Linked DNA regions of Mus musculus: all the other regions are linked to region 1. A link is a loop called in an ENCODE intact Hi-C map of the cell type or tissue named here. Cell type or tissue: heart. All regions are shown on one strand. Each heading gives the region's core, and the rest is flanking DNA. Links, peaks and the distances in the headings are about the cores only.

Region 1 (4,393 bases), core at 226-4,225:
GCCAGTACTCCCACTTTGTTATGGGCCAGCTTACTCTTCCAAGCCTCAGTTTCCCTCCTGGTGATGTTAACGGTCTTACTTTGATGATTTTGGCGGCAGGGGCGGCGGTGCACGGGGTGGGGTTGGGGAGCAGTCCTGGCTTGAGGTCCTGAGGATCTAGAAATAGCCACAGCTTTTGCAGGACAAGCTTTGCCAAGCCCCTTGGTCTGAATTTTATAGTAAGGACTGAGAAGAATGCTCCCAACCTTGCCTTTAGGGTCTGCAGCTTCCTAGTTGCAAGGTCCTGTCTGATTGGTCCCTGAGAACAGTGGCTAAGAGACAGCACAGAGCTGGAAGCAGGGCACACGGGTGCTTCTCTATTTTTCATTTGCTGTGCTCGTTGGAAACAACCTTGAAGCAACTAAATAGGGAGAGTCACCAAATAGCTTCCAAAGAGCGAGAAAATACAACTCCTCATTTACCTATCCAGGCTCAGGAGGCCGAGGCAGGAGCATCTTGAACTCAAAGATCGCCTGGACAACTTCGTGATAGGACACTTGCCTAGTGTGTGTGGTCCTGGGTCAGGCTCACGTCTCCAGTGTGAGCAGCTCTGAAATCACGTGTAAGGATGCACGTAAACAAGTCCTGCCCAAGTCCTGTACACTTCACAGACAGGACACGTTAAGTATGGATCTGTGTATAGGAATTCTTCCCATAGTTATTCAAATACAACCTCACAGAAAGGTCTTGTAAAGGGCAGCTGTTATGTGCCCAGCTGCTAGAATCATGCTACAGGAAAAAAAAAAAATCACGATTCACATCCACGTTGTTTAGTAAAGGGATCAGTGACCTGAAATATCCTTAGAAGTTGGCATGTGAGATAAAGGTAGAAATTTGCCATTTGTGACAGTCACTAATTTAAATTTCCCCCTCTTGTTTGCACATAAACTATGTATTTACAAGGGGCACGTTAAGGTCCTCCAGACTCAATGAGTCAGTCTGGGAGGCTATATATCCTGTTGGCAGGTTATTTATTCCCCTTAAGCTTCCCTTCTCTCACGTGCAAGATGCAGATAATAGCATCCATGTCAGGGTCCTTGTGAGGGTTATTTGTAGCACTTGGCAGGATGACAACGTAAGTGCCCCAAGCATCTTAAGTATTCTTATTAGTGTGCTTATTAGTGTCTGTGCTTCAAGAGAGACACAGCCTACCAAACGGATTCACCTTTCATTGGCATTAGAGTGCTACCCTTAACCAAGCTTTGGGGAGGAAAAAAATAGCTGCTTCCCTGGTTGGATGGAGAGAGATTTTAAAATTCCAGCTGTGGTCTTTGTGACCTCAAACAAAAGGAAACCTTTCCTAAAAGTAATTTGGGGTGTAAGCCATGATTACATCTAGGGCTCAGGAAGCCAGAAGCCCAGAATTCAATGCCACACACACACACACACACACACACACACACACACACACAGAGAGAGAGAGAGAGAGAGAGAGATTCTGGATACATTGCCGTATTTTGTAGCTTAAACCTAGTCAATTGTTGGTGTTAAAGAAAAGGGATTGTGAAAGACATAGCTAAATACTATGGTTCAAGTGTCTCCTTTCTTTGCACATGTTTATTTCTATCTACTATTCTGTGGCCACTTGCTTCTGTATTTGTCTTTTTCTTACAGCTTCACTTCCAAACTAAACAGCACTCACTAATCCCAATGCATACCTCCTCAGGTGCCAGCGCTGAGCCTGTGTCTATGTCTGCAGCGTATGTAAATACTGGCGCGCCTCTGCATTGGTAAAGCCGTAGGTGTGCATGGTCTGTTCTCACGCGGTGAGTTGGGGTGTGTAAATGCATGCGGGGGTGTGGGACCTCACCAGCAGCCACCATCACTGCCACTCACTAGTCCTGTTCTTTAAACCGGTTCTTTGGAGGTTCAGTTTTTGGTAATTAAGACTAAGGAGTGTTTTAAAAACAGAAGTACATTTTCCTGGAAACCAGCAGTCTTCATTTGCAACTTTTATTGGCAGACCTGGCGGCCAGTAAATGCATTCCTTGGCATCTCTCAGAAAGTCATTCACTCGGCGAAGTGGCTTTGCCTTTTCTGTAATGTGTACATCAATTTAAAGGGGCCTTCTGGAAGGAATGTGTCGCCGATGGCTGAGAAAGCCCCAATCTCGGGTCACTTCCGACTCTAGGAAGAACATCCCAGATCTATGCCTGCGGGGATGCTCACTGGGATAGGACTAGTCTCTGGGGAAGTGAAAGTTGCCGCCCGAGAAAATTGGGAGCTTCCTTCCAGCCACAAGGTCCTCAGTCAACCTGTCCCCTCACCCCCACCCCACCCCCACTCCCGAGAGGCTCCAGAAGGGAAGGGACCGTCCTTCGCCGGCCTCTGGAACCGGAGCGACCGCAGAGGCAACGCGGAGGTGAAGCAGCGGGCGGCAGGGGGCGCTCGGAGCACGCGCAGTGTTGGGGTCCCGCACGAGCAGTTCCGGAGGAGCAAGACTGGCCCAGAGCACCTAACCGCGGGGAGCTGGGCTCGAAGCTGCCCAGTGGTCCGAGGTTTCTATGTGTCCCCTCCTTTCTTGCCTTTGTCTCCTGGGTAGTAGAAAGCTGCAGAGTCGGAAAGAGGCTACAGGTCCCCGTGGCCACCCCTTCCATCTCCAGTCGCCTGGGAGCCTCAGACTTCGAGCAAGGCTCGCCGCGCAGAATCAAGTGCTAACTTTTTGTATCGTACCTTAAGACCTGCAAACACCCAGCTTTAGTCCAGGGCACCGCGGGTGCCCCCCAACCCCACGTCCCCGAAAATGAGAACTGTGAAACCGACTGCTTCTTGTGCACTCTAGGTCTCCACATTTGCTGACCCAGAGTACAGTGAGGTGCACTATGGGGTGCGACCCAGAGTTGGGGCCAGCTGGGATTGCAGGCGGCAGACTAGGGGTCTCTACGAAGGGCGCCCTGGAAGTCAGGAAGAAAGACCCACTGTAGCACTGTGGTGCCTGAGTTCTTGGCAGGAGACACCGGACCAGCCCTCGGTCTGCAAGGTGCAGCCATCTCCACTGGCCCGGGCATCCCGAATCGTTTTGAGGGTCTGTCCCTCAGAGCACAGCGTTTCTCCCAACACCTATGGACCAGGGGGTGTGGGTGCTAAAGGGCAAAGTTTTCTCTGCAGCCCGGGGAAGGTGCTGGCTTCGCCCCACTGCCCGACGGTCGGCGCCAGTCCGCACCCCGTAGTTCCTGGCAGCGCAAGTCTCCCCGGTCTGGGGACCTGCTTGTATTTTACAGGTCACCCGCGATGTGAGGAGGCTGGGAAATGAAGGGGCCTCTGCCTTCCCAGGCCCTAAAGTTGGCTGCCACCATGAGTCTGTTGGGAATCTGGTTCATGAGGATCCAAGGCACGGGCTTATGCCGGCATGCACGACCCATTCTTTCCCATCGTCTGCCCCTTTTCAAATTTTCTTCTTCTTCTTCTTCTTCTTCTTCTTCTTCTTCTTCTTCTTCTTCTTCTTCTTCTTCTTCTTCTTCTTCTTCTTCTTCTTCTTCTTCTTCTTCTTCTTCGAAGGGGCAGTTTGGCTCTTCATCTACCTCTTCCTAGACAAAGAAAGGCTCAAGTCTTTGGTGAGCAGGCTCCAAAGTTAAAGATTCATTTCTCCTGTGTTTTGTGGCCTCGTTATGGCTCAACTCCACTCTGAACCGGGACTGGCTGTGGAAGTGTGGAGCTTTCCTGTAAAGGGCTGACAAATGGATCCACCCCAGGGGTTAAAGAGCAGGTGTTGGCTCTCTGTCCCTGTAAGCAATTAGAGAGGCCAAGAAGACTAACTTTGAGAACTTGGGAGATGACTTTAAATTATCTCATGCAAACTTCCTGCGGAGGGCCATGTCTAAATGGACGACTATCTGATTAATTCAACCAAACAAATAAGCAGTGTAATCATTTTGTGTTCGAAGTAATCAAAAGACAAACGCCTTTTTTCGTTTTTGTTTTGTTTTTTTGTTTGTTTGTTTGTTTGTTTTGGTAGAAGTCGTTCAAAGGAAGGGGTTGAATTAGAGGAATCCCGTTATGAACGTTCTGCTGTCAAGCCTCCGAAGGAGGAAGTCGATTCACAGGAACTCGCAGCCACCCAGGTGTTTGCCCACCCACCCCCATCCCCACCGCGCGCCTTCTCCCTCTGGTGAAAAGTCACACGGATGACAAAACCTATGTGCCGCCTGATGGTTTGATAACAAATAACGGGCTTTGACCTTAGGACATCCTCCCCTCCCACGGACTTCTGGAGAGGAAAAAGGCCAAATGGAGGACTAAGGGAATTCTCTAAATAATTGAAAGACACCTCCAAAGGGACTTTGCCCTACTTGTCTGTCGTGGTAGCCTCGTGGGAAGTTTCCCATACACACTGCTGGGACAGTTGTCGCCGGCC
Region 2 (4,393 bases), core at 263-4,262, 610 kb after region 1:
ATTTCTTTAACTACAGCTTCCATCTCTCCACGTCCTTCTGCCCTTTCCCTTTCTTTCCATTCCGACCAACTTCTGTGGAGTCAACTCCTTCAGAAGTTGCACACATAGGTCAGATCATACGACATTTCCCCTGGTGCCTGCTTATTTGTTTGTGTATGTGTGCATGTGTGTGCATATGTGGAGGTCAGAGGTCAACATGGGTGTCTTCCTCAGTCATTTTCCACCCAGCTTTCTGAGACCAGGTCTCTCAGAGAACCCAGAGTTCACTGACTCCCCTAGACTGGCTGGCTAATGAAAGCCAGGGACTTGCCAGTCCTGGTGCTGGGATTGTAGACACACATCACCGTGAACAGTTTTTACAAAAGAACTCTGCCGTTGTGTTCCTTAATGAAAATACGGGAGCTTGATTGACCCCCATACACCCGTGATGGATCATGTGTTTAGCATGAATGAGGCCCTGAATTCAATCCCCAGCACACATACATACAGAACATGTATGCTTATATATATAAATAATGTAGGTATCAAAATCAGTATCAAATTCTGTTATGTAGCTCTCTTTCCTGTCAAGTATTTTTAAATTCTTCTTCACGCCTGTGTCTGTGTGCTCATGTGGAGGTCAGAGGACAATTTCCAGGGGTCAGTTCTCTCCTTCTACCACGGAGATTCTGAAGGTCAGATTTAGATCTCCAGGCCTGGGGGCAAGAAGTACGCTTGGCCACTGAGTTCCCTTGCTGGACGTGCTCTGCAGCTTGAAACAGGAAATGTCTTAAGTGGGAAGAGTTTTAGTCTGTTGCAATATAGGGCCTCACTGTTGGGAGTTGGGAGTGATTTGTTGCAGGGTTGCTCCTCTGCTGCAATCTATTGAAAGTCAACATGTAACAAGGGAGTGTGTGTGTGTGTGTGTGTGTGTGTGTGTGCGTACATGTATGCTTGTGCATGTATATGATGTGCGTATGTGTATGTATGTGGGGTTCGTGCATGCATTTGTGTGTGTGTGTGTGTGTGTAGCCTTGTCTTTCTCAGTCTTTATGGATTTTGATGGAAACAATAAGATGTTGTTCAATTCATGATGGGATTAGATCCTAATATGTACTGTAAAATACAAGGCATATAGAATATTCTCAATTTACCAGGCATAAAGCTCATCTTTCCTCACTTGAAGTGTGGCCACAGTTAGACAAATTTACCTAGCTCAAGGCCTGTGTAATAATTTCATGTAACTCACTAAGCGCAAAACCAAGATGACTGTTTGATACAGTTTGCAGTGCAATAAAACTGCGGGGGGAGGGGTACCCTTCAGTTGAAGAAAATGAGGAGCTGTCTATCTGGGCTCCTCATAACAAGTTATTTTCTATAAGTCAGTTGCAAACCTTTCCCCTGGAGACTGCCTCTGGGTGTTATATTGTTCACAAGCTCACAATGGTTTGCCCATCCATGAGTGGAAGGATCTACTCTGCCTCCTGGGTCCCCAAAGCCTAAAATGTTTACTATCTAACCCATTAAGAAAAGTTTGTTAACTAACTGTTCAAGAGGAGGTGAATAACTGAGCAAGGCCTTTTGAGGGGATTGGTGAAGCAAAGTGAAACTCTGGTGAAGCAAAGTGAAACTCTGGCGGAGAAAAAGAACGAGTAAGCTTATCCCTGTGATAAAGTAGGATTTACATTTACATGTGTCTTTGACGGTTATGATGGGCAGTGGGTTATCCTGTGGGTGAGATTCAAAGTCGTGATGTCTGAAACTGTTCCAATTAGTTAGCAAAGAAAACAAAGCAAAGTAAAGTACAGATAAAGACCCATCAAATGAAAATACAGCTGATAGAGAAGTCTGGGGATGGGGTGGGGGCGGGGGGGTGGGGTGGGGGGGAGATCTGATTTGAATCACGGTAATGGGTATGTCGCATACAGGATTCCGGAGCCACAGGGTCTGTTTCAACCAGTCGAGGTCCAAATGGGAGTGTGCTTCACATCCACATGTTGTTCAGTGTCTCGCTTTTAGAAAGTTCCCATGCAGTTCAGAGGCCCTGTCCTGCGCAAGGTAAACAGTGGTGCTTTGCTAACTGTGGAACAGATAAAGTGTCTATCCTTTTAACTAGCGCTTGGAAACCAAACATGTCCCATCAATTCAATGCCATGCCCAGAGCCAAGAGAAATAGACGGATCATCAGGCTTTACAAAGGGAGTTCACAGTAGTCTCTGATATGATGGAACAATATCTTTGAAAGTTTCAAAACACAGATAAGATGAACTCATTTGTATTTCTTGGGAATTACTCTTTTGAAACAGTATGTTCCAGCCAGATGTAGGGTGTTCTGGTACGCAGTCAATACTGCCACCTGCTGGCTCGATCGAGGAAGGCTACTTTGTCAATGTCACAGAAATGTGACGGAACTGAGTTAACTTGGCAAGATGGCATTAGCTGACATTCTGACATTTAAACTCTCTTATTTTCTTTGCCAGTAGTGTTCGTGGAGTTATAGCCTATTTTAGATTGTTGTTTTCACAGTTGTGAATGCGTGTTTACAGCACACACCCACAAAATGATTCTGGTGTGCTTAGGTATAAATTTACTGGTTATGAATCTTTGTGGTGCTGCTGCTGCTATAATTTTTCTTCCATTTCCTTCTTCTACTCCCTAACTTCCTCCCCGTCTCGTTTAAAGAAACAGGGTTCAGTTTGGCTGGCCAGGTTGGATTTGTGTCCTTGGGATGAAGTGATCATCCAGTGGAGCTGGGACTGTAGGCATTCACCACTGTCTGGCTGTTCATTAACACACACACACACACACACACACACACACACACACACACACACACACACACTTATATATAAATACAATATGTTTTTCCACTTAGTGTTACTTGCATGTATATGATTTCAGGGCTCAGCACTTGGTGTTTATCTTAGTTAGGGTTTCATTGCTGTGAAGAGACACCATGACCACAGCAGCTCTTATAAAAGAAAACATTTAATTGGTGCTGCTTACAGTTTCAGAGGTTTAGTCCATTACCATCCGGTGGGACACATAGCATCATGCAGGCAGACATGGTGCCAGAGGAGAGTTCTATGTCTTAATCTACAGGCAGCAAAAGGAGATTGTGTTCTACACTGGGCATAGCTTGAGCATAGGAGACCTCAAGCCTACCCCACAGTGACATCCTTCCTCAAACAAAGCCGCACATACTTCAACAAGGCCATGTCTCCTAATAGTGCCACTCCCTTCCCTATGGGCCAAGCATTCAAACACATGAGTCTTTAGGGACCAAACGTATTCAAACCACCACAGTATTCAACAGCCAATTAGGAAATTCATCGTTAGGGAGGACTTTCTCCCCCACTCTCAGCACTCTGTGGCTGCCCATAAGATTTCCCATGACTATGTTAGCATGTCCACTGGTGTACTTCTTCGGATCTTGTTCAGTCAGCCATTTTGTTGAAGTACCATGGGTGAAGCTTTCATGTCATTTTAAGAAGGCACAGTCTCAAAGCATATTTTTCTGGTCCTCTGGCTTGTACAACCTTCCTTCCATCTCCCTCTTCCTTGAGGTTTTCTGATCCTCAGGTGCAGGACTTGTGCTCTGCTGTGCATTATCAGTTGAGGTTGGGCACTGCATGATCCCCGTTTGACTGGTTGTGATTTTCTGCTGCAAAGAGAGGTTTCTCTGATGAGCACTAAGAGCTACACTTATCGGTGTGTATAAGGATAAGTATTTAGAGTTATGGCATGTTAGGAATTATGCTGGCTTAGTCAAGGTCATAGTAGATTCAGCTCCAAGATGTATGACCTTACCAGCCTGAGGTAGTTGGCTAGATTCCCAGCACCAAGTGTGATTCCCCTCCTGTTGAGTGTCGAGTGTGACTAGAGAGCCATGGGTTACCACTAAGATATGATTGTCTTTCTTGCTGTCTTAGGGTTTTGCTGCTGTGAACAGAAACCATGACCAAGGCAACTCTTATAAGGGCAACATTTAATTGGGGCTAGCATATAGGTTCAGAGGTTCAGTCCATTATCATCAAGGCAGAAACATGACAGCGTCCAGGCAGGCATGGCACAGGAGGAGCTAAGAATTCTACATCTTCATCTGAAGGTTGCTAGCAGAATACTGACTTCCAGGTAGCTAGGGTGAGAGTCTTAAGCCCACACTCACAGTGACACACCTACTTCAACAAGACCACACCCACTCCAATAGGGCCACACCTTCTAATAGTGCCACTCCTGGGACTGAGCATATACAAACCATCACACTTAGACCTTTAGGGTTATTGTGCCATACTAATCCTCGCTGTGGTTTAGCTGTGTTGTGTTGGAGCTGGGTAAGACTGTTGGTTGCTTTTGTCTCTTGGCAGTTTGGATAGCTTGCATACCTTTCAGGAACTATGAAGGCTGTCTCAAA
Region 3 (4,393 bases), core at 139-4,138, 860 kb after region 1:
CTCTGGGCAGATCTAGAGTTATTTGTGCTGCTTGTACACACTTCCTGTAATGATATAACAGTATTATTGCATACCCTTCTATAACTCTGTGTGTATTGAGTGAGATGCTATTTTGACCTGCACACACACAGAAAAAAAGAGCATTTTTACTTAAGAAAAATTGGAACACATCAGCTTTGTGCTGCATGCCCTTAACTTTCATGAAGCAGACTTGCCATTGGGAGCCACTGGGATTTAACCACACCAGTGTGGTTTCCCTTCGGTAGCTAAGATGCCTGGGACTGGGGAGTTGGTTTTACACTAATAGACTCCAGCTGAGTTAGGTGGAAGGCTGTTCCACAACAAAACCCTATCCAGAGACAAAACGGCAGTCTGTCCTCAAGAGTAGTTAGGGTATAGGTCAGTAAGTGTGGTAAAGCCGCCCTTCCGTGAAAGATCTGGAAGGAAGACAAGTGGTAATCTGCCCCGACTTGCTATTTTCTGCCTAGAGTGGCTGGGGCCCAGAAGGCTCAGGTGACTGACTGGAGCCACACTGTAGTTAGTGGCAGAGCCAGGATGTGCCTGGGACCAGTGACTCATGTCAGAGTTTCCTGGGCTCTGAATTCAGCAGAGGAAATGCTTTGTTTTCAAAGCTAAGTTCCTTTCCTTCTAAACTTCACTTCCTGCATCTAAAAGGGAAAAAATAACACTTTTTAGAGAACATGGTCAAAACAACAACAATAAAATGTGGTGATGTAAACACCACATCACTGAAGAACTGTCAATGGTGTCAGGACAGTAATGGGAATTGAGAAGGAGTATTTTTTTAAATGTAGAGAACATTCCAAATGAAAGTTAATGTTTGCATATACAGTACTGGGCTTTCTCAAGTTCATATCTAATGGCTAGGCCCTCTCCATCCTTGTCCCACTCCCTAACCACTGCTCTCCAAGCCCGCATCCCCATTTTCCTGTCAGATCATAGGCACAAGCATGCCAAAAGTATCATACTCACAAAAATGTGCCACGATTTCAGTCCCCTCCCCCAACACACATTACACGTACAGCTGTCGCTTTGTGTTTTTAAGGAATCAGGGAATTGCTTCAGCATTCAAAATATCCAGATGTGCTCATCCCAAACAAAAACTGCAACAGTGTCTGCATATAATCCTCTGTATATTCCTATATCTTTTCAATCATCTCTGGATGACTTGTAATAACTAACACATTGCGAGTACTGTGTGAGTACTTCTACCTCATTGTGTAAGGAAAGGTCTGTACATGTTCAACATGGATGCAGTGTCTGGCTGGGGAATATTTTCCATTCACATTGGTGCAGACCTAGAGATGTGAAGGACCGGCTATTCTCCACCATTCTTCGTTGATCCATCCTACTATACCTGTTGAATATCAGTCCAAGCATTATCTCCTGGGCACATCCTTCCATGACCTAGAGGCAGAATTTATAAATCCCTGCTGTGTTGCTTTGTTGCACCCATGGTGACTTCCACTATAGCATTTGGAGCCTTTGATTACTGTTATTTGATTACCAATGTTCATCTTTCCTTATTTGATACAAGGATGGGATCAACGCATGTCTGATTAAAACAAAACAAACAAAACAAAACAAAATAAAACAAAACAAAACAAAACAAAAAAAAAAACAAATGCGTAAAGGTCTCTGGCTTTAGCTTGGGGCAGAACGGTTGTACACAGAAATACCTGTTAAACAAGCAGCCCTTGCAAAGGACAAGGTTCAATTTGAGGACCCTTGACATTTAAAAAGTATTGTACTCTGTTCAATCCTGGAGCATGTGAGCAGTCGAGGAGTTTAAAGGTAACCAAGGACACTGCCACCTCAGGCATTTTAAACTGCAACTGAAATCCTAAGGTGAGTCTGAGGACATCTCATGCTTTGTTCTTTCCAGATTGTTCATATCACTGTGTATCTCATGCAGCAAAAAAAAAAAAAAAAAAAAAAAAGTGCCAGTAACAGAACCTGGGAGCAAAATGGTCTATCAAGGTGTAGGGGGACTACGCCTGTCGTATGGTGGAGTTTGCTAGACTCCCACAGTGAACTGAAGACTGACCCATGCTTAGGGAATTCCTTGGCTCCATTTGAAGGCATGCAAAGTAATATTTCTTAGACACCATCAGTAAGAGGCTAAGTGGTTGTTAAGTCCATAGACTCTGATCAAAGACTAACTTGGGTCCCAAGCCCAATACTGCCACCTGCTGATAGGTGACACTGTAAACTTCCATTTCTTCCCCCTTACAAACTTCCTTCTCTTCTGCCACAAAGAGGAGGAAACGGATGTTAAGTGCTCCACCTGTTGCAGAAATAACCAAATGCTGAAAGCTTATGAGGGTGCTCTGGTAATACTCATGAAACTAAAGTTTCCTATTTCTAGGAAAGTTCCTGGCTTGACCACTTATAGACAAATGTAGCATGTGCATGGCACACATAAAACCAAGATTACTGAAATACGAAGAAAATTAGCCATTTGTTACAAATGGAGATGTTTGTCTTGAATAATGAAAGTACATGTGTGGGATCCATTTGGTCACTGTTGTTATTGGAATATAAAACACTCCCTAGAGGCTCCTATGTTTGAACACTTGGTTCCTAACTGGTAGAGAACGTATCACTGGAGGCAGGTTTTGAGGTTAGATAGCCTGTCCCCACTTCCTGTTCTCTCTCTCTCTCTCTCTCTCTCTCTCTCTCTCTCTCTCTCTCTCTCTCTCTCTCCTCTCTGCTTCCTGAGTACAGATGAAACTTGATCAGCCAGCTTCCTGACTACCCTCCCTGCCTAACATTTCTGCTGCTGTATCTTTGCCATCATGATGGACTGTGCCCCCAGGGGAACTGTGAGCCACAATAAATCCTTTCTTCCTTAAGTTGCTTTGGTCAGGGTATTTTATCTCATCAGCAGAAAGGAAAATAATACAGTTACCTAAGTGACAGACAATAATTTTCTTATTATACCCAGCATTTGCTGTATAAATACTACCCCTCCCCCCAGACCTCAAAAGCATGTACTAGGTGAAAGGTGCGAATCCAAAAATGCTCCACATGGTATGACCCCAATGTGAAACCCTCTGGGAAACACACAAGTATAAAAGCAGAAAAAAAAAAGTCAGGGATGCCAAGGGTTGGGAGGAGGGAGGGATGAGGCTATGAACACAGCAGATTTCCAGTAAACCTATGCTTTTAGGTAATTTATGAGTACAAGACAATACACATTTATCAAAGTCTATGGTGTTACATCATGGAGAATGGAACCAAGGTGTAAATTCCAGAGCTCAGTTAACAATGATGTACCAATACCTGACACTTATGTTAGTTGGCTTTGCATTATTGTACTAATTAATTTGAGAAAAAAAGTTCTTTTTGGGGGGTTGCTTAGAGTTTTATTTTTCTGTAACTTTGGGGTCCATGGCAGAGCAAAATACCATGGTGAGAGAATGCAGCAAAGCACCCTGCTTCCCTCTCCGCATCTGGGTAGAAAAGAGAGAGGGAAGAGAACAGAAGTATCGGTATCCATTTTAAGGCCACAAGCTTCAGTTACTTAAAGCCCCCTTAATAGTCCCATTAATGCCCCAGTTCTAAAGATAGTAATTTTTTTCCAACTACTCCAAATCTGATCAGATCTCAGAGCAAATAGATTGCTCTCTGTGGTATAAAGAGTAGCAGAGCCCATAGCCTTCTTTAGCTGACAATAGTCTGAGAACAATGACTATTTAAAAAGCAAATCCACAGGGCTGAGTGTGAAGGTTGGTAGTAAAGCATTTGCTTAGAACATGCAAAGCTCTGAGCTGAGTCCTTAGCACTTCACACATGTGCACATGCACACAGAGAGAGAGAGAGAGAGAGAGAGAGAGAGAGAGAGAGAGAGAGAGAGAAAGAGAGAGAGAAAGAGAGAGAGGGAGACAGAGAGGGAGATGGAGAGAGAGAGAGAAAGAGAGAGAGAGAGGCCACTATTCTTAAGTCCGAGGAAGATTTCCCAAGACGAATTATAAAATGTCTAAAGGAACACTTCAAAGACTCTAATTATAGCCCAGTATTACATCATATACAAACAACTGTTGGTGACAGGTTGTATGGATAGCATTTTGAGGGATTCTAACACGTACTACAAATGACAGAGTGACTCTGAAACAAGGATTCATTTCCAAAGGTCCTGCATTCCCAAGGGCAATGGAGCAGGAGTGCATGCTTTGTCCTCTGTGTGGCATGCCAGTCTCTTACATGACAGTTTTACAAGGACTTTGCAGATCTCAAGTGGTAGGATTTGTTCCTGCAGATCCTGACACTGGTCACCTACAGTAGGCTTGGTGTGGGGGCTCTCTGTTGAAGGGGAGAGATAGGGAAACACACAGAGCCCATCATGGGGCCCATTTCTGAAGCCTTCACT
Region 4 (4,393 bases), core at 136-4,135, 800 kb after region 1:
AGTATAAGCTTTCAGGATAATGCTGAGAGATGGTCCATTGAACTACATTCTTAAACTATGAAAGACATCCAATCGCCCTACAATCCCTGTATTGTAAAATTTTATGTCTCAACTATATTTAATTTTCCATCACCCAAGCTCTTGGCTGGACTTCTACATTTTCTCAATAATGACTTTTACTTGGCAAGCCGTGTTAAATTTAGCAGAGGCTGGGATGCTGTGTACCTCTGCCCTGGGTCCCTTGATGGGGTCACTTCTGAGGCTGTCCTGGGGGTTCTTTCATTGTGTTTGCATACCCCCATCACTAATGCTCTGTGTTCATAGGAGATGAACTGTTTGAAAACCCACCCAAACAGCCCCATCAGGCCTTTTATATCTATCATTCTATAGTGCAAACTAGTGTCTCCACAAAAGTGGCCTTATTACAAATGCCCCAGTACTGAGGAGTGGAGTGTGGTATCTATTAAAGAATTTGTTCCAATGTTTCATCCTACTTGGATGTTCTATGTCTTTTGTATTTATTATTTCTGGTGCTAAGGATTGAACTCAGGGCCTTGTGCATGCCAGCAGGAGCAATACCATCAAATCACAAACCCGGCTCTGGTAGGATGTTTTATAAGCTGAAAACAGAAAGAACCATTGTCTGCAGAGAGCCTGTGGTTTCAGTGTAGAGAAAGGGCAAATCACCCTCTCTGTTCCACACCTGCCACAATCAGGTCTTTCTGTGTCTTGCACAATGATTACACCGAGGAGGAAGAAGTGAGGCAGAGGAAAAGTTTGAAGATTTTCAGGTTCTACCAGGAAACAAAACACAGAAGATTCTTGCAGGGGTGTTGTTCTAGCTATAGGTGACTTCTGAAGCATGCCTTGAGCTCCCAGTGAATCCTTCATCCTGGGTCTGTCTCTGATTGTCTCCCTGTGTTGAGCCACACAGGCTGTTCTGACCCACACTCACAGCTGTATTCATCCACAAAACACTCTCTTCTTGGGCCTTTAATACATTTTTTCCTCTGATTAAACACTTTAGTTTCTCTGATGAATTGCCTGGCCTTATATTCCATGTGTGTGTGTGTGTGTGTGTGTGTGTGTGTGTGTGTGTGTCACACCACACACACACACACACACATTCCTTCAAGTCCCAGTGTGAGTGTCATGACCAAGAGAAGCTTTTATCTTCTAAACCTTGTGCTCTAGCCTTACCTATCTCCACTGTGGTATTTTATGGAAGTCTGTTCACCTCTAACCTGTGAACATGCTTCGCACGTACATGCATGGGCAGTCTCATGTATGTGCACCCACACCTGCAAATGCACACTAGGCACATGTACATTGGGACAGACATTACAATTTCAGTGCATGTTCACATGCCATTACAGATGTGCATATATACTGTGTACACTGCATGGGGTGAGACATTGAGTCTTTCACCTCTGTAACAAAGATCCTTGCTCATAGTAGGTGGTCAGTAACCTGCTATCAGATAGGCAGTAGATGAGGAACAACGTACTGAAGCACATACTCACCTTAGAGTCAGCTGATATAAACATTAGATCAGAGCTTCTCTATTCATTTTGATTCCAGACAAGTTCACTGATAGCCATGTGGACTTGGAAGCTCCATTTCTTTTCTACAGCTCTCCTATCCAATCAGATAAAATACAAAGTTTCTGTCCAGAGTGAGGTAATCCCATCCCCCCAAAAGTTCCATCAGAGATTCAAACAAATAAAAACAAACTTCCCACTTTCAAGCAAACTACTATTGATAGTAGTCAACAAGCATGGAGAGAGATCAGCATATACCACAAGTGGAAAGTTGTAGCCCTGCTCACTGTCCAAGATCAACCCACAACACAGTTAGAACCAAAAGACTAAAATAAAACACTATGAGCCACACACAGCTATAAGGACCAAGAAATTTCAACCTCATGAAAACTAATGTAGACAAAAATACATGCATGCATGCATACATACTCACATGTCTCCATATACATAAGTAAATAGATCATAATTAGGTAAACAGACATATGGATGATTAAGAAATTTAAACGGTGTGTGTGTGTGTGTGTGTGTGTGTGTGTGTGTGTGTGTGTGTGAGGGCAGGCACTAGTCTGTCTATTTAAGACTGATGATAAATCTAGCAGTTCATTCATGCTTTGCTCGATGATAAGGAGGAAGTAAAAGCTTGTGTTGTGGCCAAAGCCTTTGCCACATTAAGCCCTTGGTAAAGATCTCCAGTGCCACCCAGTGTTTTCTAGAGTAGGAATAGATTGTCTTTTATTCTCACACCCACTAACACAGGATCCAGTACACTGCTGGGTAATGAGGATGATAATGCCATCTGACATTTATTTTGTACATTTCGTATCTCAGTTGGCCCGTGTGTTTGAAGGCATGTTACTTCCACACCCTACCTGCAAGGCTTTGAGCTTTGAGCCAAACCATCCTTTACTCACGGCAACTCCCAGTCCCAAGGGCCTCTGAAATGTGCTAGACTCACATGCACTGGAACAGTGACTCAACCGTGCAGTCTTCCAAAGACAAAATTCCCGTGTGTGCCTCAGAGTATTCCCTGAGGCACATTTGCGTACTCTGAGGGAGAACATCTTTATTTTTGACAGCTTGGAACTTTCCTCCAGTGCTCTTAACTCTCTTTATGAAATTTATCTGAAGATCTTTGCTCCTAGAAATGCATCTCATGGGCCAGTAGTAACAGCAACGCCTGGGGTCTTGTTACACGGAAATATACAGGCATCTCGTCTCAGACCTTGGAGGCTCCCAGGGGCTTATGTACATATAAAAGCTCCAGCATCTATATTACAAGCAATTTATAATTGTTGCACATATGCACATGTGTTTTGTATATTGACACATATAATATCGACATACATCCATTGCACATGCATTAGGTATATACTATAGTGCTTTGTGCATTGTTATCTATGTGAGTGTTATACTGAACACTCATTATAGATACATTTTTATGTATAATGACTTTATATAAAGATAGCTACATTGTGCCTACATGAAAAATGCTTAGCATACACAGGGAATTTAAAGAACATCTTCTTGATAAGCGTAGTATGTATTCTACATATGTTTGAATACATATAGATTTTTGCTTGTTTTGGCAGGTTACTGAAAACACATAGAATTCTCAGGTACTTCCCCAGCACCATGCTTGCCTGACTGCCACCAGGATGAGAATGAGCTAAACTTCTGAAACTGTTAGCCAGCCCCAATTAAATGCTTCTGAAAAACCCCAAGTGATAGTTTACTGATCACTAGTTGAGAGTCTTTTAATCTGGTAATAAGTTGAGGAGAGGGCTTTGTTATTGCTATTACATTTTAAACACTATATAGGACATTTGTTCTGAACCTCAAGAACCTGACCCTCACAATATTATGAAATGGGAATTATCAGGGGAAATTATAAGCTAATAGTCGTGTGCTATTTGGAGTAAATGCAATATTTAATTCCTGGGTGATCCTGCCTATCCTAGTGCTGATGTTTTATTAATAGAATAATATGTGCTGACTGGATTGTCCAAGTCGGTGTTCTATTGCTGTGAAGAGACAGCATGACCACAGCAACTCCTAAAGAAAAGGAAGCATTTAATTGGGGTTGGCCTACAGTTTCAGAGGTTTAGTTCATTTTCATCCTGGTGGCAGTGAGGCAGACATGGTGCTGGAGAAGTATCTGAGAATTCTATGTCTGAATCTGAAGGCAGTAGGAAGAGAGAGAGAGGGAGACAGACAGAGAGAGAGAGAGAGAGAGAGAGAGAGAGAGAGAGCCAGCCACTGGGACTACCTTGAACTTCTGAAACCTCAAAGCCCACCCCACCCCCCATTCACACACTTCTTCCAACAAAGCCACACCTCCTAATGCCTCCAAAGTAGGACCACTCCCTGATGATCAAGTATCCAAATATGTGAGTCTAAGAGCGCCATTCTTTTTCAAACCATCATCATATGGACAGCTTTCTTTATATGTTAGAGAGGAGACGAGAGAAAGCAATGATCTCTTATCTCCTTGTGTGATTTACAAACAGGAGAGAGCTGTTGTATTTTATTGTGTAGGGAACATGTAAAATTTACTTAAAACATTAGGAAAGGAGAGTGACAGATACAGAAATTCACAGTGGCAAGGCTGACAGAGAGGTAGTCATCCCTGGAACACCACCATCTTGCTCTGGAGTAAGACAATGCCTTAGACTTCTTTTCCACAGCCGAGGTTCCCATCATGCTGTTTGACACAGAGACCATGCTCAGTAAAACTATTCTGAGTTTTAGATCTCAACCTCATCAATCAAGAGTTGTGCTAGAGCAGAGCCTTGCACAGCACCTGTAGCTTCGGGTGGACTGGAAAGTGCTGGTAGCTCTCACTCTAGTCCACC
Region 5 (4,393 bases), core at 114-4,113, 410 kb after region 1:
AAGGTGCCCTTTTTAAAAGTACATTTAAGAGATTATGAGAAAATCAAAAGTATTTTATTATTTATTCAACATTTAAATGTTTGTATAAAATATAAAATAATATCAAGGAAAGTTAATATACCAGTGATAACATTAATAAAATCAGCAGTTTGTTTTTAAGCAGAGAACAAAGCTCTTCTGTTAGTAAGCAATACAAATCGCTCATATTGGCTGTGTGCAACATGATTCTTTTGAAACCAAAGAGTTTGAGGAAGTGATGTTGCAACCCTGTCCTTTTTATGAAAACCATGGCAAAGAAAAGGTCAAATAAATAATACGTATGATACCATCCTATTAAGAAAAAGCACATAGTCTTAATCTAATGTCTGCCAAATGAGCTAAACATACAAAAGGAAGGCAGTTACCTAAAAAAATACAATATTCTGGTTAAAAATTATTTTTCAAGTAGTATATACTATTCTAAACCTCATTAACAAGTATTAACAATAACTTACAAAAGAATTTGTATATAATAACCTATACTTAGATTTTTTTAAACATGTAGGATGATAAAAGTTCACCTTATTAAATTTTACTAAATTAATTAAAATTATCAAAAAATTACATGTATACAAATCAAAACTTGTATAGTTTTTATGTTCACGTAGCAATGCTAAAAACATAAAAAGAGTTAACACAGACCTTCCTGTGCATACAAATTAAAGCTAACACAGTAGATAGTTTAAGAGAGAAAAACTACCTAAGTACATATCTTTTCTTACCAATATGTGGCAGAGCAAACTCATTTAATCATTAATAAGTAACAAGAAACAGCCAAAATATGTTTTATGCGTCATTAAAACCCCATTGAGGCCATTACAGTCCCCAGCAAAGTGATGCTGGAAACCACCTTTACCCTGGCCACCACATTCCCTCCTGACCTCACTCGGCTGAGGCAGCTAGAGGGTGAACGGCAAGACTCTCATGTAAGCCTTTATTAACTATGAGAAATAAATTATATTAAGTGTTACTTTTTGAACTCAGAAATGAGGGAAGGGGTTGTTAAGATATCAAATTTACTAGGAAAATAATTATGTGAGAAATAAGTTGCTGTCACATGAGAGACTTGCCAGATGCTGTATTTAAGCAAGTTGTTATACACACCTTTAGAATCAATTTTGTGACAGAGAGATTAGTCTATGATACTAAATTGCCTGAAGAGAATTAAAAAAAAAATGGTGGGGGAAATGTTTGGTGAACAACATTGCCAGTTCTTTAGGAGTGTTTGTAAGCAGTAAGAGACCACTGTGATTCAATTGTTACATTGTTACAAAATGCCCTTCTACCCAACTTGCAGATTGCAGGCTCTAATAAGTGCGCTTCTATTTCCTTAGCTCCTCCTTTCTGTGATTTTTACCAAATACAATTCTAAAACTTGAAAATTACCTAGAAGTTTGTGAGAACACACAGAAAGGTCGTCAGAGCCAGACACATATTAAATATTAATTATAATGATGACTGTCATCTTCTACAGTGATTATGTCATTATATAGGAATGCTAATTAAGGCATAAAATGACTTGTTAATTGAGAACGTGTTCTGAACAAACACATTTGTACTTGTGTATTTAATAGAAAATCCAGCCTGGAGACTGGGCCGTAATAGACTGCAGTTCTATTTTTTAAAATGCTGACATTTGAGCAAATGTTCCCATGGAATGTTTGCCTGATTCGTGGACTGACATTTCCTCTTTGTAACTTGCTTAACTAAAAAGGAGCCATGCAGGCCAAACCCCACAGTGCACACAGGCAGTAGGCCATTTCTCGCCACTGAAACTTTCGTAAGGTTTCTCTTTTCCTTCCCTCTTCCCGTACCACCACTCTGTCCTCACTGTCTTCTTATTTTGACACACACAATATCATAGCTGCTTTTAGTCATCTTACAATAGAAGACGTACCTGAAAAGATTAAGATTTCCCACCTGGGATTTGTCCAGAAATTCAGTGTATCATAGTCCCCCACAGCTTCTTCCATCCTGCTATACTTGTGTGTTATCAATAGTAGCTTTCTTTCTTATTTTAGATTTACTTACACTAAGAACCCAGGGAACCAAGCTGATGGAAATCAGTGTGTATTGTCACTCATCTTTCATTCTAAAATCAAGGCTGACCTCCATGTCTGTGGCACTTTGCTGCCATCTATGTGTATAAAGAAGCATAACAATCATCCTTGTGGCAGAAACTCTGCCTGGGTCCCTAAAGGAACAACCCTGTCTCTCAGCTAGATAAAGGGGAGCCTTCCTACCCTAGAGCAGAAACTTGCTGGAAATTTCTAGGACTTCCTCTGTGAAGCAACGTCATTAACACTGACGTGCAAAGGCGCATTATTTAAGGCATCTAGTTTTTATCGGAGCCAATAGTTTTTTACCCAATACAGATATTAATAAAATATTTTTAGCATAGTCAATACTTCTCCCATTACAGAATTATATTATATATTATATATTATATATTATATATTATATATTATATATTATATATTATATATTATATATTAATTAATATAATGACTTTTAAAGAGTTAACTATTGAAAAAATAAAAGTAAAAACTAAGATACTTAAAAAACTTAAGTAAATAAATTCTATAAAATAAGTTGATTTTAATCAAAATTGCCATTTAAATATCTTGCCAGGACAAATGACCATTTAGCCAAAAAAAACCCCTTATAATATTTAATATAAGGTAAAAGCAAAAGTAGTCTTTGCTCTTGTGATGTAAAAACAAATGCTATGGTGTAATAACCATTTCCCTGCTAACCAACACTGAAATGCTTCTTTCCAGAAAAGACAAGCGAGTCTACCAGAGTCTGCCACAGCCGCACAGCCCGGCTGTGAAGGATCTTAACAAATGCACAACAGACTCACATTCCAGAGTGAGTGCTACGGAGTAGGAACACAAAGAAAAGGAGCCTCTCTTCCAGTCATAGGGAAGAAGGGTGACTGACAGTCAAGACGAGGGGCTGTCCTAAAGAGTCGGAGGTCGGGTTTGTTGATATTATTCATTTCCTAAAGAGAAAAGCAACAGAGAGAAGAGCGCTGGCCCTGAGTCACCAAACAATGAGAAGCCCTGATTATGCTACTTCCACTCTATTGACCCATTCTTCACAACTTCCCAACACCATCTCTGTAAAATTCCATTTTACTCATTAATACTATGACCATATATAACTTAGCTCATATTTCAAATGCACCATTTTCCAAAGAGTTCTCCAAGTCCTACTGATGAATTTAGCCATTATAACAGACCAAGCAACACTTCATGCAGTCTTATAAATAAAACTATTCTTGCCAGGTGTGGAGGCAGAGGCAGGTGGATTTCTGAGTTCAAGGCCAGCCTGGTCTACAAAGTTAGTTCCAGGACAGCCAGGGCTACACAGAGAAACCCTGTCTCCAAAAACAAAACAAAAACAAAACAAAACAAAACAACAACAACAAAAAACTATTCTAACTGCACATTATAAAATAAACATGCAAAAGATACATAGGTCGTTGTGATTTAATATCAATTATGTCTATTAATCATTGATATTAATATTTTAAAAGTACACACCACATAGTACATAAAATTTTCTTGTTGCTGGTACTGATAAAGTATCAATTAATGATTAACATAGAAACCAAAATAAAAAGTGCTTATGCATTAAATTTCTTTGAATTAAAAAGGTCTCATTTTATCTTTTTGTTCCAATTTTAAGGACTGTACTTTAAAAAAATAAATTTATAAACAAAATACGTACTAAAATGATGAAGTGAGATTTGTGCCTAAAACAGGATCTATTAAGTCTCTTAAAGGGGAGCTTAATTCTTCAAATACAGACACCAATCTGAGAGAAGGCAATGTATATATGCCTTCAAATATTAAATAAACCTATTATTTATACACTCATCTAATAAGAAATTCTAAAATCTGTTTCCATTCATCACAAAAAGAAAAGAAAAGAAAAGAAAAGGTAATTTCACTCACATTACATTTACTAATGACAACATTTCTTCCCATTAGTATTTACAAAATCACCTTGGACATGAACATTAAGATACACATGAACATTTAGTGATTTGATTAATTTTAGCTTAATATGCATAAATTGTTCCAAGAGTGAAATACTTTTGATTTTATTTAGTTAAAAAAAAAAGCTACTACTGTAAATAGATTAAGTTTGGAAAAGCTAACAAACACACCTTTGTGTGGTCCATTAATTATAAACAAAATTCCAAGCATTATTAGCTGTTATCAAAATTACAATACCACCTAGATCTAATAAAACAGAACAATCTGTTTGAACAGGGAATGGAGAACTTTCATAGAGTGTTCTCTCCCATAAAAATTCTTAATGGACTATAAAGGACTTTTTAAGT
Region 6 (4,393 bases), core at 144-4,143, 160 kb after region 1:
TTCCCTTTAAGTACACAATGATTTATTTACCCCACAAATGCTGGGGTGAGGGGTATACAGAAAACTAAAAAGGACAAAACTAAAATCTTTTTTTAAAAAAATGAAACAGAAAGTCAGTAAAAAGAATGCAAAAACTCCTAAGATGAAGCTCTAAGATCCTGACAGAAAACAAAAGCAACACAGTGGAATTCAATTCTAGAAAAGTCACAAAAAAATATAAATCTGTCTTTTAGCAGCAACAGAGACACACTAGTAGTCTCTCTAAAGTTAGTCTGTCTGCACTGTCACACACTTACTGCTTGCTGTTCTATTTATCTCAGTTGTCAAAGGGGAAATGTCCGCAAGCAGGTACTGGGAGTAGTTTCTAGTCACTTTTTTCTCTTCCCTAATACTAATTATCTTGTCATTTGGTACTAACTGAAAAGACAAAATGCCCATTCTTTCACCAAGGAAGGCTCTGGCTGATGGGTTACTCACGATGAAACTGAGGGCTGTACCCAGGCTGCGGTTGGGACAGCACAGCTCAGAGCTGGCTGCCAGGCAGGCTAGTGAAGGCCACGCTCAAATAGCGAGCAGCCAGACCAGCCTTTCAAGTCAAGTGTTGGCTTGTAGACACATCAGTTAATCAGCTATGAAATCACCACCACAATGTACTTATTGATCACACAGGGCTAATGACGCAACTCTTGGCCTGGAGAGGATGTGTGCTTCATTCTCTCAGCCTCCAACCTTCAGAGAAAGAGCACTTTGAGTAGTGTTTACGAAAGGCAGATACTAACTGTGATCTGAACCTTCCTGTGGAGCTGGGCAGTCAACAGCCTTCCCGTGGCAGTGCATTCACACTCACTGCACTCAAAGAACTAGATGGTATTAGCACTACATTGCACTTTGGAGGAATGTTTTCAGAATGTCTCAAACTGTCAGGATTCAAACTAAATTTTAGTTCAATTTCTCTAGATTTGAGTATATCTTTGAGATCCTAGGGAATGCTAGGATTCACTTTATGAATGAATGTCATCATAGAGAATCTACTTACTATTCTAGAAAACTAAAAATTAAGTATTTTTAAGAGCAGGCAATTTTGTAGTAGTCTACATGCCTCCCCAGACCATTGGCACACTTTTACTGCTCCTTCGAGTGAAGTAGCAGATATGCATGGTAATCACACTGCACACCCTGCTGTTTCTATAAACTTCCTTCTAAGGCTGGAAAGGAATAAAAAGGTAGGTGAGGGTGACGAAAGGTTACCAGACCTGCTCTGGGAGGCTCCAAGGTAGGCCATGGGACATGAGAGCATAAACAAGGTTGTCCCTTCCCGACTGACCAGCTCCAAATTCTGTACCCTAGAATGTATCTGCTAAACTACAAAAACAAAGAACAAACTTAGTTCTGACTGGAGGAAGTGGGTGGTGCGTAAGCTGAAGAGTCAGTGAATTAAGTCTTAAATATAAACTTCCCGTAAATCAGTTCTTCAAAGATACAGACATAACAGTCCGGAGTCTCCTTGAGAGTGAGTACTCTGACTGCCTAGTGAGAAACACTCCCTTCAGGGTACTCTCCTTGCTATCAGGCTGAGCTGCAGACTGTGTGCACAGATCTTAGAGAGTGGGGTCAGTGTGAGAGCAAGCAAACTTGATTAAGTGACAGCACACGATTGTTCCTTCCTTTCTATTTTCTTTCACATAGATTGTCCTGTGTGTAACAGATTCCAGGAAAAACAGGAATTTAAAAAAAAAAAGAAGAAGAAGAAGTAAAAGAAAGCCCAAGTATTGTATTCCTAACAGTACAATGGACTGCGTGTTTGCTTAGGGGTACATAGTGGGGACAACAGGACATCCCAGTTGGCATCATGGTGGCTCCAAGATCTGTAAGGCAGTGAGTGGGAACCCGTTTTTGTTTGCAGGACACATTACTTTTTCCACTCAGTGTTATACTAGAACTTTGCTAGAACTATTATGGAAAGGGGTTGGGGTTGACCATTTGCTTCAAACTATGTACAGCACCCATTACTACAGGGCTTAGAGAGATGCACACCAGGAGGAGACGGCGCCACCTGCTGGTGGTGCCCCTGCAACCCTCTGCCAATCAGAGGATCTCTCAGAGGCAACAAGCAAGGACAGCACTCTAGTCCTAACTATTCCCTCGCTCTACTTCTTGGAGCATAACCGCTAGGACCAGAGTTTAGGAGTTAAGAAAATGTTGTGTTTATTTGTTTTAAATAATCTGATTCTCAGCAATGAGCGCAGTGCAGGCCGCTTAGGAAGCTTTTCTGTGATCACACATGTACTTTTGTACATGACAGGTGGTAGTCTTCATACCTGTAAACTGTCTTGGGAGAGGAAATGTGAGAACATGAACTCAAAACAAAACCGTGAGTCTTGGAAGATGGCTTATTTGGTAAAGTAGTAACCATGCAGGCACGAGCACCTGAGTCCTTTTTCTGGTACCAACAAGAAAAGCCAGGAATGGTGGCATGTGCTTGTAATGGAAATGCTAGGGGTGGGAGCAGAGACTGCAGGATCCCCAAGGTTCACTGGTAGGTAACCTAGCAGAACAGTGAGCTCTAGGTTCAGGGAGAGACTCTGCCTCAGAAAGACAGTCCCCGAACAAAGCCACCCAATGTTGACCTTGGTCTCTACATACATGCACTTGTATGATGCACATGTGTACTTAACAACCCCTCGGGGAAAAAAGAACCCAAAACTTGTAGAAGAGGTGTGAGCTGAGATGTTCATTTATCCAAACACAGCGTTTTTATAGGAAAGTGGATGGACGTGAAGGGACAGTCTCCTCATTGTTGTAGGAAGGACTGGGCTACGTTTGTCACTGGGTAGGCTGGTTACTTTCACTTCAACTCTGGCTAGAGGGTTTTAGATACCCAATCCAATAATATATGGAGAGTACTTTGTGATCTACCACATGTTATTGCTACTATAAATGATAATATTATTGGAGAGAATTCCTAGGTTATTATCTAAGAGATCAGTATTCCATAATGATCCTCAAGATACGATGTGATAATTTCCTGGGATGTTATCAAACCAAACATAGAAACACAGTATTTTTCAGAGTGCTAATTCTTTTAAAATACATTGTAGAACAGAATCTGGACCTTCAACATCTCATCCTTAGGAATTTCTGATTCCTTGCCCAAACTTGGTAAGGTAGCAACAGGCCTTGAAAAAAAAAATCGCAAACTCCTGGCACTCTCTCTCTCTCTCTCTCTCTCTCTCTCTCTCTCTCTCTCTCTGTGTGTGTTTATGTTATGTCTCATATATATAGGTTTCTTCTGTTCAAAAAATAAATTTATATTATACAGGGAAACAATCCTAAGGGGGTGGCCATGTTTTCTTAATGGTGAGCTGTGTTACTCATTGATAAACGACTTTCCTTTGCTAAAAACCATGTCTAAATAGTAATCTAGAGTTTAACGAAAATATATTTCCACCTAGACTTCTCAGCGAGGAAGAAAGACGTATAAATAGCATCTAAACATAAGGTTGGGCAAAAGATTTAAACAAATCGGATCCTTTAAAAGGTAGACAACCAATTAAACCAAACCAAAATAGGCCAAACAAACAAACAAACAAACAAACCAACAACAAAACCTTTTCAAACTGATCCCAAGGTGCAGACTGTGCTGTGTGGAAGCAGACCGCAACGTAATCATACCAGAACCCGATGCCAGCCTTTATTCAACATCATTTTCCTAATCATCTGGGCCTAAGTGCTTCCAAGCTTTACTGTTTACTTTGGCAAAAGGCCTCTTAGCTCCTCTTCTCTCTTCCTCGAGCTGGGATGGTGTTAACAAGGTTAGGTAGGAATACAACCCATTAATAGGCCTTGAGAGCTGTGGCTGAAATCCTTTTAAACAGATAAGAGGGCAAGTGGGCAGCATGAACCTAGGAGAGAGCAGGGCTAAGCTTCCTAAGTGTTCATTTGGCCGTAGCTTGGCTGAGAATCATCAGGAGGTTTTCCCCAACACTTTTTGTATGAAAATCAACTAAGGTTCATTCCATTGTTTAAGTTTACAGATGGAGAAACTGAGCCATGCTTAGAAGTCTGACCTGCAACAGGGTCACATAGAGACTGAGTAGGAACACAAGGCAAATTTCCTGCTCCCTCGGCCAGTTTTCCACCCTTTCTACCCGTTGAAACGAAACAGCAGAAGCTTAGTTTTTGATAAGCAGTTGCATGAAAACACATTCTGTGCCAGATTCTCTCTGGTGCCCAAAGACACTCCCTGATGAGGGTGAGGGCTCACTGAGCCCGTTAACTCCTTCACACCCTGGATGCAGGGTCTGGAGTTAGCAGGAGATCTAGAAGTATTGGGAAGCCTTCTCTAAGATTCCATACAGAGCCCTTCTTTCTTCCTGACCCATACTCGCCTTTT
Region 7 (4,393 bases), core at 289-4,288, 690 kb after region 1:
ACAGTTCATATCAAACAATTGATCTCTTTTTGTATCTGGTTTATTTCAGTTAACATAATGTCCCCAGGTTAAGTGACAGAAATGTCTAAGGGTAATGGATAGTGATCCAATTATATATATCACATAATATAATATTTATATCTATCACATTTTCTTCATCTATCCACATGTCAACAGACACCTGGTTTCAGTTCCATCACTTGGCTACTTCAGACCATGCTGCTGGGGCGAAGACAGCAGACATACTGACTACAGCGCCCTTGGATGCATACTTCAAAGAGTACTGATGGACCACAGGGTTACTCTGCCCTTTAGTTCTTAGGAACCTTTAGGGTGAATAGTTTCCCATAATGGTTACTCCAGGTACAAGCTCACCAAGAGTATATAAGGGCTCCCTTCTCTCTGCTTTCACGCCATGAAGAAACATAAGCTGGGATACCATGCTTGTCAGGTTGGCTTTTGTTTGTTGTCACCTCAAAGCCTCAGGGAACATGCTTAAATGCTTCATTCACGTGACTGCTGGGAATAGGCTGGCTCTCTGTCCCTGTCACCACAGAAATGAAGCTCACGAACAGCAGATACTACAGTAGATGTTAACTGAGGTGGGCTATTTGCTCTGCCCCCTGCGTGTGGAGGAAGGGTAGACCTGCTTTTTATTCTCATTCTGTGACTTGGGCTGAAACCCACGTGTTAGCTGCCAGCCGTACTTCCAGTAGATGTGGTTCCCCAGTCGAGCTGCGCATTAAACAGAATGGTTAGTTACTTCAGCATTGAGATGACCACCACACCTGAGAGCAGTAATGGAAGGGATGAACGGTTTATTTTGGCTCATGGGTTTCAGTCAATTTAAGGCGGGGACAGGGAAGGTATGTGGAGCAGCTCGGCTCCTGGCCATGAGAGCTGCGGCAGAAGCTGATCATCACTGTAGTGAACCAGGAAGTAGACAATGAAGCAGACACTAGAGGCCAGGTAGAAAGAGTCAAAACCTACTCTGAGCTGCCTACTTTTGTTGGCTAGAACCCACCTCCTAAATATTCCACAGCCTCCCTAAATAGTACTGCCAGCAGGGGAACAAACATTCGAAACCTAGCCAATGGGGGCACGTTTTACATTCAAACCCTCACAAATATTAAATCAGCCAAATTGTCTCCACTGGGCTCTTGGCAGCTGTATACGCTCTGGATAACGAAGGGGGTGGGGGTGGAGGGGAAAGACCTGTCTCCTATCTATCCCCAAACCTGAGCACCAAGGACTTTTTCAAAGCATGTAAATTCATAGACTTCTCTTTTCATCTTTGCACACAGAGACTGAACCCAAAGCTCCATGGCGACTGGATAGAATAGTCCTGCTCGATGTGTGTACCCCCGCTATCTGAGAGTCCCCCTCCTTTCAGAGGAGGCACAACTAAATTTGAGTTCCAGATAAACACCAGATACTTCTAAAGTGTTAAGCGTGGCTCCCAGATTGCACGGGGATATACTTACACTAAAAATAATCTTATTTATCTGAAAACCAAATTGAAGCACTCGTCCTGTGCTCTGTCTGGCAACCCTCCTAGGAATTATGAAAGTGTGCTTGAATTAAAGCCAGCTTTCTCTGCTTGTTCTTCTAGAATATTCTGAGCATGCCATAAACTTGCCTGTGCTTCTTAAATTGATTTATTAAGTTACCTGTGTGGTGTGGAGCGGTATCCGACCAGACTAGTGAGGAACTACAAAGAAACCTCTGTTGAGCAGGAGCAAGTTCGCTGTGGGAACGGAAAAGGCAGGAATTAAATTGGGTCTTCTGAGTTTAGGCTTCAGGGAGGGAAATGAAGAAGTGGCTAGCGAAGATCTTAAGTGTAGCAGTTTGAAAATAACATTCAGCTGTCAGAGCTCTCCGTTTAGAAGTGTATCTCTCTGTCATTCCTTGCCAGGTTTGTGCCCGGAGAAATGCAGTCAGCGAATCTCCTTTACAACGCCAGGCTGATGGTGGCCAGATGTCAATCTGGGTGTTTCTCTATTTTACTGCTGTTATATTATCTTTAAACTACTGAACAATGGTTTGTAATGAGACTCCTAATATACAGTAGTCAAAATCATCAAGTTACAGAGTCTGGAAAAGCCCATCTTGAAAGTATTTTCAATACTTTCTACCCTTTTCAGAAACCCATTCATTTATCTCAGTATCTCATAGTTATAGGGCCCTACGTTCACACTCTGAACAAATAAAAAGAACTTCTGGGGAAAATATGTTGGTGTAGTTATTGTTTTCATTATCGTACATCATGTTCATATTACTGTGGGAAAGAACCCTTTTCCCTTGGAAAGGAAGTTTCCTGAGAGGTTTATGTGTGGGAGCACACCGGTACAACATCGCCCTCCACTGTCTGCTAAAGGGAATGCATGCTTTCGTGGTCTGTGAAGAGAAAGCCGGAGCCAGGAGTTTTAAGTAGGTCTGTCATGTTAAAGGTGGGTTCCCCCACTGTTGCAAGCACAGGTGTGAGGTTATCAACAGAAGTGATGGGTTGGGCTTGCACCATTAGTTTTTCTAAAAAGCAAAAACGATATGAAGTGTACTCCAATTCTAGGTGGGGATTAAGAAAGGGATTGAAAATCGTCTTCAGTGAGTTTTAGCAAGACATCGTCACGAAGAACGGAAGGCTCTTTATCTTGTTTGTTCTCCTCCCTTATATTGCAGCAGATCATGATGGACAAAAGGAAAGAGAGATCCCCTGCAGATCTCAGCAGCCAATCCAGGAGCTGGATGTGTGCTGACTCAGGTCCCACAGCATCTAAGCGTTTGCTGTGCCCTTTACCCTGTCCATCTGGCAGGGCAGAGATGTCTGTTTATTTTATAGTCACTGAAGTCTGGGAGCAATGCCTCCTCCCCAGCGTGACTACTACACTTAGGCTGGCCTCTGGGGTCACCTAGTATTCCAACCGTGACTCTGAGTCAACACCAAGTGTTAGTGAAGTGTAGGTTTCATAAGCTTCTCGGTCCCACCATTGCGTTTTGCATGTCTTAAGCCCGAAGTACTTGCCTTTTACTCTAGAGTCGGTTATTTCTCTTAGAGTAGTGCTGCTAGATGACATTTTACTTAGTGTTGGTGGCAAAATGAGTTCTCAAAGTGTCCCATTGATGCCTCATTGTAAGGAAGGATTTGGGAGGGTGGGCTACCTGTCGAAGTTTATTGCTCTCTTAAGTCTGTTTTATTCAAGAACGTGTGTGAAGTCACATTCAAGAAAGACGAGCAGTTAGTTTTGGTCTGTTGGCAAATGATTCTTCCACCCCAGTGGCGTGTGAAGTGTTAGGGGGGAATTATAAGTCGGGTGTATTTGGAAGGAGTTCAGATTCTTGGGCTCAGAGGACACTGTTGGATCAAGCTAAGGTCACTGCCAGATGAGTACACTGAATGAGAGGGGTGATGTTTTAGTGTGCTTCATAAAAGGAAGAAGCTGGTAGCATCTTAGTCGGTTTTAGAAACTTAGACTCGATGATTCTGCTATGTCTCTAAGTCTGATTCTTCCAAGCATTGACTTCCAAGGAGAAGCAGCACCGGACAGAAGCCAAGCCAAGCAAATGTAACCCTTTCACAGCCCTCAACGACGCTCCTTAAGTGAGGCTGTGTAACCAAACACTTTTGAAAACTGTGCTAAATAGAGTTAAAGAAAGCGATACTTCGGGAGACATCAGATTCTGAGAAATCCAGGTTAAAAATCCACCGTCAAGTGACTGTCTTTCACCTACACTTTTCGGCTTGTTTGTCACTGCAGGCCAGGGGCAATTCTGCCTCTGCTTCACTAAAGGTGCCACATACACTTCTGTGACCAATTTCCATAAAGTTCGCTTAACAGTTCAAACTTTATTAAGACTCTTGACAAAAACAGCTGCTAGAATTGCAAAGGAATGTAATAATAAAAAAAAAAAAAGCAGAGCCAGAAACAAGCAGTCTATAAAAGCAATATCCACAGAGGCCAACTCCCCCTGGGGTGCAAACTGATCCCAGAGTCTGTCCATACCATGCGGATCCCCAAATGGGCAGACAGCAGGACACCCTGACCCAGCGGAAGCTTCCTGCCTGAGGCTGTGGCCATCGCTCCACTGAACACCAAGCTGAGGTCAAGGCAGGATGCCAGATTAAAAAAAAAAAAAAAAAAACAGGCCAAGAGAAGGAAGGCACGGTGGTTTTAAAGAATGGGGACAAACTGGAGCAAGTTCATTTCATGCTGGTTTTATTACGCAATAAAAAATCGCCAACACATACTCATTTACTAAAGAGAAAACAAGAAGTGTTTAGCTGACTGGAGTCTCCATATCATTTCACACTGGAGAGGTGCACAGTGAACTTAGTGGGTCCTGTGACTCCCTGGACAATCTTAGGGTAGATTTCAGAGTAGAGTAGGACTTAGGT

The links. Hi-C counts contacts between places; a loop is a spot of excess contacts. Peaks named below come from ENCODE experiments on the same cell type or tissue, not always from the same donor. Only the 100,000 strongest peaks of a DNase experiment are listed, where the experiment ranks them.
Region 2: a loop joins it to region 1, with 8 times the contacts of the local background. A loop is called at or near these places in 34 of 42 quality-filtered maps.
Region 3: it touches region 1 in a loop (3-fold over the local background); 20 of 42 quality-filtered maps call a loop at or near these places.
Region 4: a loop joins it to region 1, with 2.7 times the contacts of the local background. A loop is called at or near these places in 7 of 42 quality-filtered maps.
Region 5: a loop joins it to region 1, with 6 times the contacts of the local background. A loop is called at or near these places in 33 of 42 quality-filtered maps.
Region 6: it touches region 1 in a loop (7-fold over the local background); 24 of 42 quality-filtered maps call a loop at or near these places.
Region 7: it touches region 1 in a loop (4-fold over the local background); 20 of 42 quality-filtered maps call a loop at or near these places.

What each region holds. Positions count from the first base shown.
Region 1 is chr13:31,798,945-31,803,337 of GRCm38, forward strand. No RefSeq gene overlaps it. Among named protein-coding and RNA genes, the nearest start is that of Foxc1, 5.5 kb to the right of the region's middle. In heart, for the core only: a CTCF peak has its summit at 2,429 (motif pointing right); DNase peaks (open chromatin) are centred at 2,397 and 2,917; H3K4me3 peaks cover 1,669 bases; H3K27ac peaks cover 1,273 bases; H3K27me3 peaks cover 2,720 bases.
Region 2 is chr13:32,409,452-32,413,844 of GRCm38, forward strand. No RefSeq gene overlaps it. Among named protein-coding and RNA genes, the nearest start is that of Gm40876, 54 kb to the right of the region's middle. In heart, for the core only: no CTCF peak of the experiment used is centred there; a DNase peak (open chromatin) is centred at 2,110.
Region 3 is chr13:32,660,033-32,664,425 of GRCm38, forward strand. No RefSeq gene overlaps it. Among named protein-coding and RNA genes, the nearest start is that of Mylk4, 120 kb to the right of the region's middle. In heart, for the core only: a CTCF peak has its summit at 2,219 (motif pointing left); a DNase peak (open chromatin) is centred at 499; H3K27ac peaks cover 335 bases; H3K27me3 peaks cover 662 bases.
Region 4 is chr13:32,601,898-32,606,290 of GRCm38, forward strand. No RefSeq gene overlaps it. Among named protein-coding and RNA genes, the nearest start is that of Gm40876, 140 kb to the left of the region's middle. In heart, for the core only: a CTCF peak has its summit at 2,241; no DNase peak of the experiment used is centred there.
Region 5 is chr13:32,212,078-32,216,470 of GRCm38, forward strand. The region is part of intron 4 of Gmds (GDP-mannose 4, 6-dehydratase); the gene reads right to left. Among named protein-coding and RNA genes, the nearest start is that of Gm52055, 20 kb to the right of the region's middle. In heart, for the core only: a CTCF peak has its summit at 2,181; a DNase peak (open chromatin) is centred at 2,204.
Region 6 is chr13:31,954,733-31,959,125 of GRCm38, forward strand. All of the region lies in intron 7 of Gmds (GDP-mannose 4, 6-dehydratase), which reads right to left. Among named protein-coding and RNA genes, the nearest start is that of Gm52056, 3.1 kb to the right of the region's middle. In heart, for the core only: a CTCF peak has its summit at 2,061 (motif pointing left); no DNase peak of the experiment used is centred there; H3K27ac peaks cover 1,484 bases.
Region 7 is chr13:32,491,146-32,495,538 of GRCm38, forward strand. Gm40876 (a long non-coding RNA gene) reads left to right here. Exons shown (of 4, transcript XR_873209.2): 4 at 1,916-2,136. Among named protein-coding and RNA genes, the nearest start is that of Gm40876, 28 kb to the left of the region's middle. In heart, for the core only: a CTCF peak has its summit at 2,365; a DNase peak (open chromatin) is centred at 2,386; H3K27me3 peaks cover 967 bases.